Linked DNA regions of Homo sapiens: region 2 is linked to region 1. Evidence: read pairs that join two places in POLR2A ChIA-PET (ENCODE). Cell type or tissue: PC-9. All regions are shown on one strand.

Region 1 (4,000 bases):
ATATTCAAGAGAAAAAAGAAAATGAATTTTCAACCAATGATGCAAGTGAACGCTGTTGGGATTTTTCCAGTAGCTGCTAGAACATTGCACCTTTTCAGTACAGTGTCTTGATAATGCCAATACTCATTTTGTGCCTTCTCTAGTCAGAGCCTTCTATCTCCAAGACTGCCTCAGAGAATGAGATCCCAATTCCTTAGAGTAGGCGTGTGATTTGTTGAAATTTATCTGTAGTCCCAGGCAATGTCAGTATACCAAAATGGATGCATTTAGTGTTGAGTACCTTACTATCAATTTCCCTTTCGAGCACTGGAATGTGATAAAGCATTAGAGCTTTACTCTTTGGAGTGAAATGTAATGCTGCATGGGCTGCAAAAAATAGATTGGAGAGAGCTTCTTGCAGCCATTTGTCCCAGTAATTGACCAATAGAGAACAATAAAGCAGTATTCCTCAATACCAATATCCTATTGGAAGCATCTTGCCCTTCCTCTTACACATCTTATAAATTGGAATGCTAGTAGGACAAGCACACTTCTCCATTAAATGGATAAATTTGACCCCTTCGACATGAACAACAGCAGCACAGCACCTACAAACAACAATGAAGAGATCCATTTCCATTGCTTCCCAGAACTTGTGGGCCTCTTTAAGGGCAAAAGTAATCTTTTCACGTTCTATCTTGAGGCAGTGACCAGATTGGCTCTGAAGCTGGTGCCTACATTCGTCACATTCTGGCAGTAGACATCTCCAGCTAACTTTCTTTCCAAGTAACTCCTAAACTTTATAAAATTAAATAATCTGATGAAAAACGTCAGAAGGTATAACCACAGAAAGAATATCATGGCCAACAGAGAAGTGACAATTTCGCCAAAAATTGCTCCTTGCATGTTAAAAATGCATCACGCACATCTGCAATAAGAAGGGATCCTGTTCCCCTGAAAAGCGTAATCTCATAACACATCATTTAATGTGAAAGATCACCTAACAGCCTACTCATTTTTGACCTAACCTAGTGCTCTGTTGGAATAGTTATATGGAAGAAAAAAAGCATGCTTTTTCCAGGTAACAGTCTAGTAGGTTTTCCCGGCTCAATTCCTCTTTTTCTCTGCTATCTCTGGCCCCAGCATGTGATTTTTTTTTTTAAAGCATTGCAAAATGTCAATACACAAACAAAGGAGACCAGAAGCAACCCCCTGCTTATCACAGAATCTTGTTTTATAAACTGAGAAACACTGACATGTAATGAAACCTTATTCCTTTTTTTCCCCTCCTCTTTGTAAATGATTTGCTTCCCCCTCCTTCTTCATGTATAAATAAACAGAAAAGTGTCTGTATATTTGGTGTTTTTTCTCCTTTGGTCTTCATAATCAAGGGCTATTACAGCAATAGATCTTATCTGTGGAATGGCAGTCCCTCTGCACCTTCGGTTCAGGTTTTTGTTTATGCTTGGCTGCCATTGTGGCTGTTCCTGATAGTTTTAGGTCAGCCATGACAGACTATGGGTGACACTAAATAAACAAGCTGGGAGTCTGGGACCAGCCAGGAAGGAGTGGTACTAGGGCTCACAGTTTGATTTTCCTTGATTAATCACCCCTTTTATTTAGAAGAACTTATTGTGTACAGTACCTGCTTGTCTGGCTAAGCAAATTACACCATCAACCAGCAGGGACTTAGAAATCCTCATAAACAAAGAGAAACAAGGAAGACAGGTACAGCTTACTCAACTGCAAAGTGAAGCTGCAGCATGATCAGGGCTGTTTATTTATTTTCAAATAGTGTATAGCTCTTTCTTCTGCTGCTTGTTATCCTGCTCTGACCTAAGTAACCTTGTCAAGCCACCTCCCAGGTTGCCCAGATCGCCACAACCAGCAGACTAATCATTCTGAATGATAAGAAGGAGCATGAGTTTTTTAGTGATCAGTGTGTCAGTATCTATCTTGGCTCCCCAGAATCACTCTTCGTGTGTGTATGTGTGTGTGTGTGTGTGTGTGTGTGCGCGCGCGTGTTACAGCTACTAGGTTTAGAGAGGAGGCTGCCGAATGGCGCCATGCTTTATTGTATTTTCTGCTCTGCAACTCAGTTCAGAATCATCCCCTGTGTTTCTACTGTAGAGCAAGCACTACAGCACTCACTGTAAAATCATCATTATCCATTAATTTCCTCAAATTGGGCTCATGAATTAAGCAAAGATTTGTGACTTGCATAGCCGGCTATAACCACCTGGGAAGAAAACAATTTACTCCTCAAACTATGCATAGTGTAAAGACATGACTGTCAGGAATATTGAGAATCTTCGATTCACATTCAGCAGGTTAACTAACACAACGTCCTGAGAGTTGTCCACATTGCAATAACAAAGGTAAGTATAATAATAAAATTCAGAAAAGTCCCAAATAATTCAATTAGAAAAACAACTACTACCAAAAGCTATGAACAGAGAGTTCATGGACAAATATGAATATAGACCTTTACCAGTCATTAAAGAGGAATAAATATCAACATTATCAAAATATAATTTTTCACCTATCAAAAATGCAGCATTTAAAAATCACGGGTGTTACTCTGTACTGGTGAAATTATGGTGATTTGGGTTTTCTTATACTCTCCTGCTGCCAATGAGAAAATACATTGACATGATCTTTCTGGAAAGTTAAAATTCCTGTGGCCACCGTCATATTCTAAGGCAGTTCTTAAACTTTAATGTGTATTAGAATCACCTGGGGATCTTTTTAGAAACTCATGTTCTGATTGAATAAGTAAGTCCAGGTGGGGACTGAGTCTTTATTTCCAACAAGCTTAAAGGCAGTGGGAATGCTGCAGGTTCAGAAACCACATTTAAATTAAAAGTACTAGGAGGCTCCCCAGCAGTTTCCCCAAAAGGGCTTGTACTATGGAAGTGGATGTGGAAGGCAGGCAACAGCACACAAGTGGCGACCAGGGTATAAGACAGTGAGAGAAAAGGATGACCCAAAGTACAGCCGATGCTTTAAGCCTAGAGCTTTCTTAAGAAGTTGGTGAGTTCTATTTTGGATGTGATATTTGGAAGAAACCAGTGGTGTAATCTTAAGGATATTTGTAAAAGGCAGGGGGACATGCACGTATAGAGCATCAAAGAATGTTTAGAGTAGAGGCATATTAGGTTGAACCATATGAAACTGCCAAGAGTCAACCACTTTTAACCTACAAAGATGGCCATTTCATATGGTTCAACCTGTTAAATTTGAAGATTGGTTTAATGGAGATGATAATTGGACATACGAAGGTACATGAGACTAGCAAAGCTAAGCATGAAGACTGAGGTTGGGAAATGTCCACTTTTAGGGAATAAGCAGAGAAGGTGAAATAAAGGAGTCTGTGTTGGTTTGTTAGGATTGCCGTAATGAAGTACCGCAGACTGGGTAGATTATAATAAAAATCTATTTCTCACAGTTCTGGAGGCTGCAAGTCGGAGATCAAGGTGTCAGCAGAGACAGTTTCTTCTGAGGCCTCTGTCCTTGGCATGTAGATGGCTGTCTTCTCCCTGTGTCTTCATGTGGTCTTCCTTCTCTACATGTCTATGCCCTAATTTCCCCTTCTTATAATGACACCAGCAATATTGCATTAGGGCCCACTCTGATAACCTCATTTTAATTGAATTCCTCTTTAAAGACCTGATCTCCAAATGTAATCACATTCTGAAGTACTGTGGGTTAGGACTTCAATATATGATTTTGTGGGGGCAACACAATTCAGCCCATAACAGAGACCAATAGGGAATTTTTAAAAAGATAGGAAGAGCCAGCATTGCATTCTCAGAGTCTGGAAGAAACAGTCTCAGCAGTGAGCCCCATAAACAAGAATGCAATGTGAAGGTGATAGATGAGTTGTTGGAAGGGGCCAATGGACTCAAGATTTGAAGGTCTTTGCTGACATTTGGAAAAGCAGTTTGAGCGATAAAATTGGCTGTGGACTCAGTCAGAATAGGAAGGGAAAAGCAGTTTGAGTGATAAAATTGGCTGTGGA
Region 2 (4,000 bases), 1.6 Mb before region 1:
TGGGGTTTTGGTGTGAATGTCCTTTTTTATTGATGTTGATGCTATTCCTTTCTGTTAGTTTTCCTTCTAACAGTCAGACCCCTCAGCTACAGGTCTGTCTGGAGGTCTACTCCAGACCCTGTTTGCCTGGGTATCACCAGCAGAGGCTGCAGAACAGCAAATATTGCTGCCTGATCCTCCCTCTGGAAGCTTCATTGCAGAGGGGCACCCGCCTGTTTGAGGTGTCTGTCAGCCCCTACTGGGAGGTGTTTCCCAGTCAGGCTACATGGGGGTCAGGGACCTGCTTGAGGGGGCAGTCTGTCCATTCTCAGAGCTCGAACGCCATGCTGAGAGAACCACTGCTGTCTTCAGAGCTGTCAGACAGGGACATTTAAGTCTGCAGAAGGTGTCTGCTGCCTTTTGTTCAGCTATGCCCTGCCCATAGAGGTGGAATCTATGGAGGCAGTAGGCATTGCTGAGCTGTGGTGGGCTCCACTCAGTCCATGCTTCCCAGCTGCTTTTTTTACACTGTGAGCTACTCAAGGTTCAGCAATGGCAGATGCCCCTACCCACATCAAGCTGCCGTGTTGCACATTGACCTCAGACTGCTGCACTAGCAGTGAGCAAGGCTCTGTGGGCATGGGATCCACCGAGCAAAGCACAGGAGGGTATTTCCTGGTCTGCCAGTTGCTAAGATTGTGGGAAAAGTGCAGTATTTGGTCAGGAGTGTACCGTTTGTCCAGGTACAGTCTGTCACCACTTCCCTTGGCTAGGAAAGGGAAATCCCCCAACCCCTTGCACTTCCCGGGTGAGGCAACGCCCTGCCCTGCTTCAGCTCTCCCTCCATGGGCTGCACCCTCTGTCCAACGAGTCCCAATGAGATGAACCAGGTATCTTAGTTGGAAATGCAGAGATCACCTGTCTTCTGCGTCGATCTCACTGGGAGCTGCAGATTGGAGCTGTTCCTATTTCGCCATCTTGGAAGTGATCCCCCTTAATCCTGAGTTATAATTTGATTGTGCTGTGGTCTGAGAGACTGTTTGTTATTATTTCTGCTCGTTTGCATTTGCTGAGGAGTGTTTTACTTCCAATTATGTGGTCAATTTGGAATAAGTGTCATGTGGTGCTGAGAAGAATGTACATTCTCTTGATTTGGGGTGGAGAGTTCTGTAGATGTCTATTAGGTCTGCTTGGTCCACAGCTGAGTTCAAGTCCTGGATATCCTTGTTAATTTTCTGTCTCGTTGATCAGTCTAATATTGACAGTGGGGTGTTAAAGTCTCCCACTATTATTGTGTGGGAGTCTAAGTCTCTTTGTAGATCTCTAAGAACTTGTTTTATGAATCTGGGTGCTCCTGTATTGGGTGCATATATATTTAGGATAGTTAGCTCTTCCTGTTGCATTGATCCCTTTACCATTATGAAATGCCCTTCTTTTTCTTTTTTGAACTTTGTTGGTTTAAAGTCTGTTTTATCAGAGCCTAGGACTGCAACCCCTGCCTTTTTTTTTTTTTTTTTTTTGCTTTCCATTTACTTGGTAAATCTTCCTCCATCCCTTTATTTTGAGCCTATTCCATCTTTGCATCTGAGATGAGTCTCCTGAATACAGCAAACTATTGGGTCTTGACTCTTTATCCAATTTGCCAGTCTGTATCTTTTAATTGGGGCATTTAGTCCATTTACATTTAAGGTTAATATTGTTAAGTGTGAATGGGATCCTGTGAATACAATGCTAGCTGGTTATTTTGCCCGTTAGTTGATGCAGTTTCTTCATAGTGTTGATGGCCTTTACAATTTGGTATGCTTTTGCAGTGGCTAGTACCGGTTTTTTCTTTCCATGTTTAGTGCTTCCTTCAGGAGTTTGTTTTTTTTTTAAGGCACGCCTGGTGTTGACAAAATCTCTCAGCATTTGTTTGTCTGTAAAGGATTTTATTTCTCCTTCACTTATGAAGCTTAGTTTGGCTGGATATGAGATTCTGGGTTGAAAATTCTCTTCTTTAAGAATGTTGAATATTGTCCCCCACTGTCTTCTGGCTTGTAGGGTTTCTGCAGAGAGATTCACTGTTAGTCTGTTGGGATTCCCTTTGTTGGTAACCCGACCTTTCTCTCTGGGTGCCCTTAATATTTTTTCCTTCATTTCAACCTTGGTGAATCTGACGATTATGTGTCTTGGGGTTGCTTTTCTCAAGGAGTATCTTTGTGGTGTTCTCTGCATTTCATGAATTTGAATGTTGGCCTACCTTGCTAGATTGGGGAAGTTCTCCTGGATAATATCCTGAAGAATGTTTTCCAACTTAGTTCCATTCTCCCCATCACTCTCAGGTACACCAATCAAATGTAGATTTGGTCTTTTCACATAGTCCCATATTTCTTGGAGGCTTTGTCATTACTTTTTATTCTTTTTTCTCTTAGTTTGTCTTCTTTCTTTATTTCATTAAGTTGACCTTCAATCTCTGATATCCTTTCTTCTGCTTGATCAATTTGGCTATTGATACTTGTGCATGCTTCACAAAGATCTCGTGCTGTGTTTTTCAGCTCCATCAGGTCATTTATGTTTTTCTCTAAACTGCTTATTCTAGTTAGCAATTTGTCTAACCTTTTTTTCAAGGTTCTTAACTTCCTTGCATTGGGTTAAAATATGCTCCTTTAGCTCAGTGGAGTTTGTTATTACCCACCTTTTGAAGCCTACTTCTGTCAATTTGTCAAATCGTTCTTTGTCTAGTTTTGTTCCCTTGCTGGTGAGGAGTTGTGATCCTTTGGAGGAGAAGAGACATTCTGCTTTTTGGAATTTTCAGCCTTTTTGCACTGCTTTCTCCCCATCTTTGTGGATTTATCTACATTTAGTCTTTGATGGGGTCTCTGAGTGGACGTCCTTTTTGTTGATGTTGATACTATTGCTTTCTGTTTGTTAGTTTTCCTTCTAACAGTCAGGCCCCTCTGCTGCAGGTCTGCTGAAGTTTGCTGGAGGTCCACTCCAGACCCTGTTTGCCTGGGTATCACCAGCAGAGGCTGCAGAACAGCAAAGATTTCTGCCTGTTCCTTCCTCTGGAAGCTTCATCCCAGAGGGGCCCCCCCCCACCCACCAGATGCCAGCCAGAGCTCTCCTGTATGAGGTGTCTGTCATCCCCTACTGGGAGATGTCTCTGAGTCAGGAGACACGGGGGTCAGGGACCCACTTGAGGAAGCAGTGTGACCCTTATCAGAGCTTGAATACTGTGCTGGGAGATCCGCTGCTCAAGCCTCAGCAATGGTGGACGCCCCTCTCCCCACCAAGCTCAAGCTTCCCAGGTGGACCTCAGACTGCTGTGCTGGCAGCAAGGATTTCAAGCCAGGGGATTTTAGTTTGCTGGGCTCCGTGGGGGTGGGACCCACTGAGCCACACCACTTGGCTCCCTTGCTTCAGCCTCCTTTCCAGGGGAGTGAATGGTTCTGTCTCGCTGGCATTCCAGGTGCCACTGAGGTATGAGAAACAAAAACTCCTACAGCTAGCTCAGTGTCTGCCCAAATGGCCGCCCAGTTTTATGCTTGAAACCAGGGCCCTGGTGACATAGGCACCAGAGGGAATCTCCTGGTCTGCAGGTTGTGAAGACCATAGGGGAAGCACAGTATCTGGACCAGAGTGCACCGTACACAGACCCTCACGGCTTCCTTTGGCTATGGCAGGAGATTTCCCGACTCTTTGTACTTCCTGAGTGAGGCAACACCCCACCCTGCTTCAGTTCACCCTTCCTGGGCTGCACCCACTGTCCAATCAGTCCCAGTAAGATGAACCGGACACCTCAGTTGGAAATGCAGAAATCACCCACATTCTGCATCGATCTCGCTGGGAGCTGCAGACTGGAGCTGTTCCTATTTGGCCATCTTGCCAGCCTATCTCTCTTGAAGTTTTTTTTTTTTTTTTTGACTCAGAGATTATTTTAAAATGTGTTGCTCAATTTTTAGGTATTTGGAGACTTTCCTGTTGTCTTTCTGTAATTAATTTCTAATTGATTCCATTGCTATTTGAAAACATACTTTGGTTT

What was found. ChIA-PET counts read pairs that join two places held together with the same protein. Peaks named below come from ENCODE experiments on the same cell type or tissue, not always from the same donor. Only the 100,000 strongest peaks of a DNase experiment are listed, where the experiment ranks them.
Region 2: POLR2A ChIA-PET joins it to region 1 with 11 read pairs; 2 of 35 experiments call an interaction of 5 or more read pairs at or near these places.

Annotation. Positions count from the first base shown.
Region 1 is chr15:35,725,924-35,729,923 of GRCh38, reverse strand. All of the region lies in intron 2 of DPH6-DT (DPH6 divergent transcript), which reads right to left. Among named protein-coding and RNA genes, the nearest start is that of DPH6-DT, 180 kb to the right of the region's middle. In PC-9, no CTCF peak of the experiment used is centred here; a DNase peak (open chromatin) is centred at 1,543; H3K27ac peaks cover 1,333 bases.
Region 2 is chr15:37,316,929-37,320,928 of GRCh38, reverse strand. No RefSeq gene overlaps it. Among named protein-coding and RNA genes, the nearest start is that of MEIS2, 220 kb to the right of the region's middle. In PC-9, no CTCF peak of the experiment used is centred here; no DNase peak of the experiment used is centred here.